Linked DNA regions of Homo sapiens: region 2 is linked to region 1. Evidence: chromatin contacts called from ENCODE Hi-C data. All regions are on one chromosome and are shown on one strand. The core of a region is the stretch at or near the end of the contact, and the rest is flanking DNA. Distances in the headings are between cores, read along the strand shown. Region 1 holds the start of PHLPP2 (PH domain and leucine rich repeat protein phosphatase 2). Region 2 holds the start of ZNF23 (zinc finger protein 23).

Region 1 (5,749 bases), core at 1,532-4,031:
GCTTAGTTATATTAGCCTTTTGAAGAATATCTGTATTATCTGACAATAATGTTCATGATTTGGTATTAGGTATAAAAGAGTTACAAAAAAGAATGAAGTTTTGGAAGGGTCTTCAGAGAAAAATGAGTGGGAGATGACTCTTCCCAATTCAGAGTATTCTACTGTAATACTTCTTTTCCAGCATCACTTGGCACAATTCAACCACTCAGCTACTTAACAAAACTGTATGAGGCCGGGCGTGGTGGCTCATCCTTGTAATTCCAACACTTCGGGAGGCCAAGGCGGGCGGATCACTGGAGATCAGGAGTTCAAGACCAGCCTGGGAAACATAGCGCAACCCTGTCTCTACTAAAAATACAAAAAAATCAGTGGGGTGTGGTGGCGGGTGCCCGTGATCCTAGCTACTCAAGAGGCTGAGGCAGGAGAATCGCTTGAACCCTGGAGGCAGAGGTTGCAGAGATCGAGTCACTGCACTCAGGCTTGGGTGACAGAGTGAGACCCTGTCTCAAAAAATAAATAAAAAGAAAAAAAACTGAGAGGCAGTAGCACAAAAAATGTTTTATATTTTACAGAGTTCTAGTTTACGTTGTTCCATGGATTCACTGGGTTCTATTATTGTTTTTCCGTGTTCCCATCTTTGTAACATCGTACTAACCTTCATAACATGTAAATACTGCTGAACCTCAATCCCAATAAACTACTAAAGGATTTTTAACATCATACGTTTTGTTTTGCAATGTATTTTTGAAACACATCAAATTTAAATTTTCTTTCCTTTCCATCCTTCTACTGGGCAAGTTTCATATCCTGAATTCCTCATGTAGAACTCTAGAAGGAATTCCATTCCACCTGCGGAAGGACACCTAGTTTACGTATTTGACCTACAGAAAAATTTCTCTGCAACTCTTTCAAATGCTAGTAAAAAACTCCACCCAGTCAGCCTCCCACAACCCCTCCCTTTAACCATCTTCTCCTCCCCACTATCGCCACCCTACCTTGTGCATTCCTTCGTAAACTTACTTCTCATCACCTTCAAGGTTCCACTCCCCTCTTGCCTACATCTGTTTTCATATCCTCCCACTCCCCCAATTCCTGCCAAGAAGCCCCGCTAGCTGCCTGTTGCATAACGGCTCCCCCATTCCGTCTCCCTCGGCAGTCGGCCCCGCTCCCGGGAGCAGGAATGCCCCTTTCGGCCCGGCCCCTCCTCCCTTCCGCAACACGCCCAGCAAGTCCCCGCGACGCAGCTCCAGCGGGGATTCTCTCTCCAAGCTGGGCGGGTCGTCCTTGCCGGCTGGCACCTCGGGTAGCGAGCCCCGAGGGCAGAGGAGCCGGCTCCACCCGGCCTGGCCCCGAACCCTCCGCGGCGCCGGCCAATCGCCGCTGCCATCCTCCCGCTGGGGTGATGTCTTCAGGTGTCCGGGAGGGGAGAAAGCCCTGCGTACTTCCAGCCCCGCTCCTGTGCCAGGAACCGGCGGCCCTCCGAGCCCTCCGGAGCCGGCCTCCGGGCCCCGAGCGCGGCGAGGCAAGCAGGGGCGGCGAAGGGTCCGGGTGGGCGGCGGCTACCCGCAGCCCAAAGGCGTGGGCCTGCGAGGCGGGCGGCGCGCGGCCAGGGATGGGCAGCAGCGGGGTACCGAGGCGCCGAGGCCTGGACGCGGGCGCGGCGCGGAGGCCTCGGCGTCCCCAGCCGGGTGTGGGGCGGCCGACTGACTGACGCCGGGCGGGGGCCGCCGACTGCCTCAGCCACTGCGCGGGGCGGGGGCGGCAGCGGCCTCTAGCCTCCCTCGTTCCCTCCCTAGTCCGCTTGCCCGCTCGCCCGCTCGCTCGCTCGCTGGTCCATCCGCCTCCTCACCTTCAGGACCCGGATCCCTCCCGGCCGGCGGCTCGCGGGCGCTTCGGGCGGCTCCGGGGGCTCCAGCGGGCCCGCGGGCCCCGGCTCCACCTCCCCCATCGGCGACCCAGGATTCACAGAGACGCCCGGCCCGCGCGACGGCGTGCGGAGCCTCGGCGGCGCGCGCGAGCAACCGGTGGCCCCGCCCCCCGCGGCCCGCCGGCTCCGCCCCTCCGGCGGCTCGCCAGCTCCGCCCCTCCCGCAGCCCCGCTGGACCTAAGCAGCTGCCGGCGCCGAGTGGCCCGGGCGCCACCGAGCCGCATTCCGGCCGCGGCCCGCGTGGCGGAACCTGGCACCACCGCAGAGCGCTGGGCCTCCACTGCCCGCCGCCCTAGGCTTGGAGGACTAGAGCGCAAGGAGGGGTATTTGCTGCTTTCCCCGCCCTCTAAGAAACCCGCGGGAGAAAGAAGCAGGTGGCGCCGGCACCTGTCAATTGTGACAAGACGCTGCCCTCCGCCAGGGTGGCTCTTGTAACTTCCCTCACCTGCCAAGCCGTTGAACGAACTGTTGAGAATACTCACCTTGGCAAGGCCTTTTCTCTTCCTTATCAGAGATGCGTGCGACCTTCTTAAGCAAATTCAACCCAACCTCGTACAAAACGTCCGCTCACCTCCCAGCCATGTTTTAATTCCCTTGCCTCCTCCTGGAGCAAAATTATCAGAATTCGGTGCTCTGCTTCAAGCAGTAATATGGCCTGTGACCCGGTTTATGATTTATTTGCAAGGCTGATTCAGAAAAAAACTTTTAAAAGTTAACTTCTTTTCTTTTCTTTGTTTTGTTTTTCTTTTCGTTCTCGCAGTGATAGTAGTTTTGTTGCCAATGGGCCAAATTTGGAGTCAGCCAGCCTGTTTCCAGATCTCCCCTCTGCCCTTCTTTAGATCTATACCCCTGTGCAAGTTACTTGATCTAAGCCTTTCGTTCTTAAGCTGTGAGAAAGAGATTAAAATCTGCCAAGTAGTTATGATGAAGATTTAGTGCATACAAAGTGCCTAACGTATAGTGGGGATCCATAGTAGCCATTATAATTCCAAAATTCTAAATTGAAGATCCAATCGGTTTCTCGAAAAGTACTCTGTCGATTCCTCCTAAATTTTCCTAGGAAGGCTTCTAGACTTCCAGATTTTTAGGGCTTCCCCTCATACATAGGGTGTTGAATCTTCAAGCAACTTGTAAGGAATTAGACAGCAAAAAACAGTAATTTCTTCACTTTCATAGAACTGTAATTCCAGTACTTTGGGAAGCCAAGGCAGGCAGATTACTTGAGGCCAGGAGTCCGAGACCAGCCTGACCAACATAGCGAAACCCTGTCTATACCAAAAATACAAAAAAATGAGCTGGGCAGGGTGGCGCACGCCTGTAATCCCAGCCACTTGGGAGGTGGAGGCAGGAGAATCGCTTGAACCCGGGAGGCGGAGGTTGCAGTGAGACGAGATCGTGCCACTGCACTCCAGCCTGGGTGACAAAGCAGGACCCTTTGTCCCTATTATCCATTGCTTCAGTTTGCCTCATTCAGACTAACTGTATGTCTAGAATAATTGCAGGCTTAGTACAAGACTTTTAGATTTAACAGAGCAGTCTGTGTCCCCCATCTGAGATATGTATCCATTTGGAGATATTTTAAATGCCAGGACCAAATTTGGCTCTTGCAGGTTCCGACCCCTTTCTGACCTACTTTCTCCCTTCACAAGTTAGCTTTGTATATACCAAAATTCCAATCTCCAGTAATCTTCATTTCTTGGCCTCATTTTAATGCATTAAAAACGATTTGTCACTGTGAGTCTGGTTTAAGGTGGGAGAAAACTCTTAGGTCATCCACCTCCTGGATTTTCCTTCCACCTTGAAATTATTTTCAGGAAAGGTACTCAAAGTAGTTGGATTCCCATTTCAGTGCTTACTGGGTAATTTCTCCCAACAAGAAAACTGGTATATAAGCAATAGGCACCAATATGGAGACAGAAGCAAATTTTAACAAGGGCAGGCAAGCAGTGATAAGAAAAAAATGTGGTTTAGAACAAGTGTTTCTGGCTGGGTGCAGTGGCTCATGCCTGTAATTCAGCACTTTGGGAGGCCAAGACGGGCAGATCACCTGAGGTCAGGAGTTTGAACCCAGCCTGGCCAACATGGCAAAACCCCATCTCTACTAAAAATACAAAAATTAGGCAGTGTGGGGGCACGAGCCTGTAGGCCCAGCTACTCAGGAGGCTGAGGCAGGAGAATCACTTGAACTTGGGAGGTGGAGGTTGCAGTGAGCCGAGATATCGCGCCACTGCACTGCAGTCTGGGTGACAGAGGGAGACTCTTGTCTCAAGGAAAAAAAAAAGTGTTTTTCAAAAGCCTTTTATATTTTTTTTATTTTTGAGACAGGGTCTCGCTTTGTTGCTCAGGCTGGAGTACGGTATGGACACAATCATAGCTCACTGCAGGTTCAACCTCCATGGGCTAAGGTGATCATGCCACCTCAGCCTCCCAGTAGCTGGGACCACAAGTGAGCACCACCCTACGCTTGGCTACTTTTTGCATTTTTTTTGTAGAGATGGGGCTTCACCATATTGTCCAAGCTGGTCTCGAACTCCTGAGCTCAAGCCATCCGCCCACTTCAGCCTCCCAAAATGCTGGGATTACAGGTGTGAGCCACCACACCTGGCTGTAAGAGTCTGTTTCTTGAGGCATTATACATTACCTTTTCCAGATTTCATGAGTAGAAGCTCTTTATTGACTGACTACACAAAAAGGAAAGATCTTGTTGCAGAACTAAAGTTTCAGCTCATGCTGGGGAACAGCAGTGGTGAATAATTGTTTAATTAAAGGGATAGTAGGCATAAGCATTGCTATTTACTTCTTCATTCTGGCAACAGTAGTTCCTCTTTCAAAAGGGAAAACATAAAAAAAAAAACCCATCCGCCCAAAAGTTTCAGGGGCTAATTTATGATGTAACTACCTTTAATGGTTCCCATGATTTAAGATCCAATTCAGTAGTGACAACCAGTTGATTTTTTTCAAATCATGTAGTGCCATTAACATTTTATACTTTGTTTCAAAGGTCACATATTGATGTTCTCCCCCAGTTCAAGGCACTGTGCATTATGTATGCCAAGGGTTATGTAACTACAATTTCTGGAAATGGTAAACAGCTGAGACTAACCCTAAAAATAAATTCCTCTGGGATTTTTTTTGTGCGAAAATCCATCTGCCCTCACTGCAGGTTCATCATTACAAAAATCACTGTTTAGCTCAAACCAAGAGACAGAGAAGTCATCATGATCTCTCCTTTCTGTCTCCTTCCTGTAGCAGCTGTGCTTCCCCTCTCTGGTATGTACACACGCACACACCTTCTTTATGCCAGGAGCTTTTCCAGATCTTCACTACAAAATGGGAAGTCTGGAGAAGGGAAGCTCATGCCTATCAGATGTTGGGAGAGGAAGCAGATGAGACTTATATTTACTTATTTATATCTAGTACGCACTCCAGTGATCCACAAAGTCATCTTTGGGCCTAAATCCCTTGTTATTCTACCAATAGGTTAAGCAGATTTGGATATTCCTAATTTTGGTTCCAAATAAACAGGCAGTGTTTACCTAGCTTCAAAGTTTGGAGAATTTTTCTGTGAACATTTTGATATTTTTCAAATATGGGGACAATTGAATTGACAATTGAAGACATAGGATAGAAAACCCTTAAAAGTGATAAAAATTAATTTGGTGCTTCTGAATTGAAATTCAGATCTGAATACTATTTGTTGTATTGTTAAATGTCTATTACTGGCTAAACTTTTCTATTTTCCTCTAATTACATGAAGGTGCCAACTAAATTTAATATTAGAAACAACTATGAATTTTAACTAACTCATACATAAGATTATAG
Region 2 (5,749 bases), core at 2,385-4,884, 260 kb before region 1:
CCTAAGGTTAAATGAGGTCCAATAGGGGTGATGCCTTTACAAGAAGAAGGAGAGACCCAGAGCCCACGAAACCACTCACTCCCCGCCTCCCCCATGTGAGGACACAACGAGAGGGCTACTATCTATAAGCCAGGAAGGCAACCCTGGCAGGAGCCAAAATCAGCTGGCACCTTGATCCTGGACTTCCAGTCTCCAGGACTGTGAGAAATAAGTATGTTGGTGAAGCCACCCAGTCTATGGTATTTTGTTATGGCAGCCCAAGCAGACTAATACAGTTAGGCTGAGCAGTGTTTTACTTATTTTAATGTGGTTTCCTTTTATTTTCAAAGAACCAGCTTTTCTAGTTGAGCAACACTACTTTCTTCTATTTGTTTTAAATTCACTAATTCTGCTCTTAGTTTGTTCCTTCAGCTCTGTAAGGGGCAGTGTAAGCACCACTCCAATCCTCTTATCCCATCCTCAGTCCAGTTCTACAGAGGTTAGTCAGCTTTGTGAAGCTGCAAGCTACCAGAACCTTCACAAGGACCTACATCACCTATGCCTGGTTCCTGCCCTGGGGCTTCTCTGGTGTCCTATGTGGGACACCTGTGGACACCTGCTGGGCCCTGAAGTGCAGAGGCATTAACACCTGTGGGACCCCCTTGACCAATAGGGGAGAGAAACCAATGGATAAATGTTTTCCCCGTCGATCCCCCAGCGGGGCAGCCTTAAGACTCCAAGGCTCCTCAAACGCCCTGCAAGGCAGAGCCTGTTGAGGGCCGAGCATACCAATGCATCCTTGTACCAGTTCTCCCATCTCTGTTTCACTCCCCTTGTCTTTCACTCTGCCCCTGTGACCATATTCCTAAATAAATTCCTACATACAAATCTTTGTTCCACGTTCTGCTTTTGGGGAAGCTTAGACTACAAAAGGCTTTTTTCCCACCTTCTTGAGGTTGCATGACTTATTCATTTATTTTCATTCTTCCTATTTGGCAATTAAAGCCTATAAGGCCACAAATTTTCCTTGGGATACACTATTTGCCACATTCCAGAGGTTTTTATATTTCATGTTTTAATTACTGTTTTATAGTCAGTCAGCAATTCTGTTTTGTCTCTGACCTAGTAATTGCTTAGGATAGTTTACTGTTGCTAATTTCTTCTGTTTATAAGTTCTGGCTTTATTGCATGATGGTTATATAACCCAATCTACTAACTTCTACTTTACACATTTTTCAGGGTTTTTTTGTGACTCATGTCCATTTAAAAAAATATATTATCTGGTGTTTAAAGAGAAAACTTATTCTGTGATGGGAGAATATACAACTCCATTTTTAGATAATAAACCAACTCTACCAATTACATATGTAGTGTGATAGCTACCCCGCTCAGCTAGTCAAGGGTGTATACCTGCTGCCTGAACCTTGAAGACCGGGCAGTGAGTCAAGACCATGGGGCTCAGCAGAGGAGCAGGTGTTTGCAAGAACGTAAACATCCTAGAAAGTATATGAGAACCTACCAAGAAAAGTCTCATCGTTTAAATGCAGTAGGCAAACAGCCAGAAAATTCTCTAAAAAGTACTTAGAGACGAGGGGCATCACAGGTCTCTAAAGCTGTCCTGCTGCCATCCAGGAGTAAGTATGTAAGTCCTAATAAACTCATCTACTTGCCAAGCTGGACTCGTCCAAGGCATTCTTTGGTCTCTTGGCTCCCTCCCAAGGGGATAGTTTTTTTTTTTAAATACGATTCCAGGTTTTTTCCTGTTATGACATTATATAGATTTTCTACATAATCCTTGATTACTTTTACCTAATTAAACCAAGATGGCCAGTGAAGAACTAACTCTCACAAAACACTGAGCTCAGATGTGTCATGAGCAAATTCTTTCAATGTTTCGGAAATGAGTAATTCTAACACTATGTAAACCGTAGCAGAGCACAGCAAAGTAAGTTTCCCAATTCTTTTTATGGTGCCAGCACAATACTGATGCAAAAACTACAGACCAGTCTCATTTATGAATTCTAATGCAAAAATTCTATCAAGGAATAGACTCCAATAGTTCATTAAATACATCATGAGTAAGTAGGATTATCCCACGAAGATACTAATTAGTATATTTTTCACATTAATAAATCAAAGAAAGATAAACACACTGTCCATCTCAACAGATGCCAAAGATGTTTAACATAATTCAACATTTGTGCCTAATTTTAAAAACTTACACACTAGAGAAACTCTCATATGTAGGAAGTACGTACAAAAATATTATCAGCACATTTTAATAACAAAACACTGAAAACAACCCACATGTCCATTGAAAATACATCGATAAATTTTCATACAGTTTTTACAATGGAACATTACCCAGAAGCTACACACAGAATGAATTTGGAAACTTAACATTGAATTATGCGAGTCCCAGATGACTTATACACACAATGGTGCCATTTATATGAAGCTCAAAAAAAAAATTTAAGTACATTGCTTACAGATACATGCATATGTAATTATTTTTTAAAATAACAGGGCTACAATTAACACAAAAGTCAATATAACTGTTACCTCTAGGGGTTGGAGGCTGGGAGTTGGGTTGAGGAGGAGGAACACATTGATAAATTCAGCAGTACTGGCAATCTTCTCTTTCTTAATTGGGTGGTGTGTTCATGGATGTTTACTACTATATATGTAACATATAAATATATATTTTAAATAAATATATAAACCAGCAAGGATGGGGTGAAATTGAGGACCCAAAATGTAATACAAAGAACAGCCAATGTGCTTAACTATACTACAGTGAACATAACCACACTTAAGTGGTAGGAAAGAAAAGGGGTAAGCAACTTTGGAAAACAGTATTTTGACTAAATACCATAAGAGTAAAGACAAAAAGACCTGTATCCAAGTACTGTACTTTAGGTAGTAAATTTGCTTTTCATGGGGGTATGAATTAGCGATTCTGAGACTACTAAATATATTCTAAAACTGAGTGAATTCGTAATTACGTTGTAGAAGTCATTCCCAGGTCACTGTCAACCCTGAGCCGAGAGAAGCAGGGCTGAGTTACCTTTTGGGACTGACACTGCTCCAGGAGACAATGTCCTCCAAAAGCCGGGCTGCTTCTGCTGCCGGGTGACTGGGAGGGGCTCTGCGCTCCCACTCGGCCCTAATTCATGACCCTATGTCAGGAGCCTGGGAGCACACGGTCCATACTCGGGATGCACATAGGTTAATGTTCCTGCCAGACCTCAGCATGTCAAAAGACTTGTGGTATCACCTCGGGCCGCTTCACGCCCGCAAATATTCCATCTTTTAGCTGCACCGACACATCTTCCCCCGTCGACCAAGTGCTAAATGCTCAGGGCCTCGTGGCTGGGACAGCAACGTGCGTTTCCCCTTCCAATGGGCGCAAGCTATTGAGCCACAAAGACCAAAGCTGGAGTCGAGGAGCGCGGAAGAGCACCCCGGGCCGCCGCCCTGCTCCCTCTCCCAGCCTGGGCCTCCTGGCAGCGTAGGCCACGGGAGACCCTGCAGCACCCAGGGTGGGAGTGCGTCTCAACCGGACCCAGAGCCTGGGGGACAGGGCACGGCACACAGCGCCCGGAGCCCTGCACTCACCTCCGTAGCGGACTGCTCCCCGGCGCTGCCGGAAGTGCGTCACCAGGCGGCCGGGCCTCTCTAGGAGCAAGGTCGCTGCGCCTCGGTGGTGGTCACGCCCGGCCAGCTGTGGCCGCATCCCTGTCGGCTAGCTCGGGTCTGGCCCACGGTGACTGTTACCCCTGGGGAATGGGGCAGGTAAGAATCAGAGCCAAGCGGGGACCCAGCCCGGGGAGGTGAAGCTGCAGGTGCAGCCACGTGTGGGAGTCTTGGAAATGGACCAGTGGATGGCGCGCTGTCACACCCAATGCCCCCTTTTTCTAACAAATAGTTTGTAATGTCCATCTTATTCTCCTGACCTGATATTCATATATAATGGCCTAGAAAATCATACATAACATACACACCTACATATTAAAAACTAATGTTATGCCTTAAGTGTAATGAAAGAGAAAAAAAAGAGGACCGTCATCTGTCGTTTAAAAACACATACTTCAATGTGTTTGGTCTTGGCTGCTGCAGGAGACCTAATAAGGTGGTCGCCTTTACACATAGACGTTGTCTGAGTGCCACAGCCACAAAGCTGTGACTTACATTGTTGCAAAAGTCACAAAATTATGATCCAAAATGGCAAACATGTTTTCGTGAAGTTCTGAATGAAACACAGGACAATCGTCTCTTGATTATACAATAATTACATTCCTGGAAGATCAGTGTATGTTAAAACTGTGCAAAAATACATGTTTATCCAGAAAACAGGTTTAGATTCAGATAATTTAGAAATAGAATTTTCACCTACCTGAATGTTCAGCAAGACATTTGAAAGTGTGAACATTTTTTCAGTGGGCAGGACTGTCCTGTACATTGCAGGATCCTGGCTCCTATCCACAACGCTAGTAGCAATGTTACCACTGACACCAAATATAACAAAATACCTACCATAAAATTCCAAAATGAGCCCTGGGGGAAGGGAGACAGTACTAAATGCCACTGGATTGGACGACCCTTAAAATCCCCACCCCCTCACACACCCCCTAACCCTGGTAATGTGGGCTTTTCTTCCTTCCAGCTCTGATCCATCCAACGCTGCTGCACTGGAGACTGGTATTTGGCTCCCACTTGCCTCTGTGGCTTCTTATCACTCCCATTCATTCCCTGACTCTACCTCAGCCCTACATGCTAAAAATGCTGTTCTCTAAATCTAGAATGCCCTTCCCTTCCCATTCCTACCCTCCATCTTGACTGTTACTGGAAGTGTGAGCTCAAATCCCATTTTGCATGGGAAGCAAGCCTTCCCTCATCACCCAGAATAAGGCAGGACACTCATTTATGTGCCATCACAGCACTGTGTACTTACTTAATGGTGATAGTTTATTTATATGTCTGTCTTCTCTGGTGGCTGCAGGGAACAGACACTGTATCTATCTTGTTCAACATCATCATCCTCAGCTAGAGAATAACTGGCAGAAAGAAGGAGAGCAATAAACATTTGTTGTTGACAATGGTCCAAAGGCTCCAGCCCTAACTCTTAGGCAGAAGCCTACTTTGTGTGTCCCCAAGGGTAGGATATGTCTTATGCCTTGGACCTTGACAGTGACCATGGCCAGGTGCCCTTCTCTGCCTTGCCCTGACCCTGATCTTCACTGTTTTCCAAAATGAGTTCATTAAGAAAATGATTGGGCAGAGTAATAGCTGGGGATTACGTTGCTCTTGTCAATAAGTTCTGGTTTTCACTTCTTTCTAGGGTCAGAAATCAGGAGTGAGGACTTGTTGAAAGAAATAGGAAGGAATCAGATCACATAAATGCTGGCCCCAAATGTTTGCATCATAAACCCATTGCCTAATTTTACAGTTGAGAAAATAAAGCTCTCTAAATAACCACAAAGCTCCTACTCCTACTTCAGACATATCAGAAAAATGAGATAATAATGCACAAACCAAGTTTCAAAAGCTCTATGGTAGGTCTGGAGAGATGGAGATCAGTTCTTGTCTGTCAGCCCCTGTTCTTCCATTCTTATAAGGTTACAGAATCTCTAGCAAGGGACATGACAGCTCAGGGAAAAAGCACACATTTCCCAGCATTCTTTAAGGCAAAGTGTGTCCATGTGACCAACTTCTGGCAAACAGGCTGTAAGAAAATGTGATGCTGTGTCCTTAAAGACAAGGGACATGC

What was found. Hi-C counts contacts between places; a loop is a spot of excess contacts on that map. Pooled maps may share reads with other maps.
Region 2: a loop to region 1 is called in a map of naive thymus-derived CD4-positive, alpha-beta T cell, with 2.7 times the contacts of the local background. The contact joins the promoter of ZNF23 here to the promoter of PHLPP2 in region 1. A Hi-C loop is called at or near these places in 1 of 168 maps with a recorded cell type or tissue (naive thymus-derived CD4-positive, alpha-beta T cell) and 11 of 50 pooled maps.

The regions. Positions count from the first base shown.
Region 1 is chr16:71,721,920-71,727,668 of GRCh38, forward strand. It overlaps PHLPP2 (PH domain and leucine rich repeat protein phosphatase 2), which reads right to left and starts at 2,782. Exons shown (of 19, transcript NM_015020.3): 1 at 2,410-2,782. RefSeq lists an enhancer at 1,119-1,620 and a silencer at 1,386-2,355.
Region 2 is chr16:71,458,613-71,464,361 of GRCh38, forward strand. It overlaps ZNF23 (zinc finger protein 23), which reads right to left and starts at 3,635. Exons shown (of 5, transcript NM_001381984.1): 1 at 3,598-3,635. LOC124903709 (a long non-coding RNA gene) reads left to right here and starts at 3,700. Exons shown (of 2, transcript XR_007065105.1): 1 at 3,700-4,680; 2 at 5,321-5,749. RefSeq lists enhancers at 3,234-3,323, 3,594-3,753.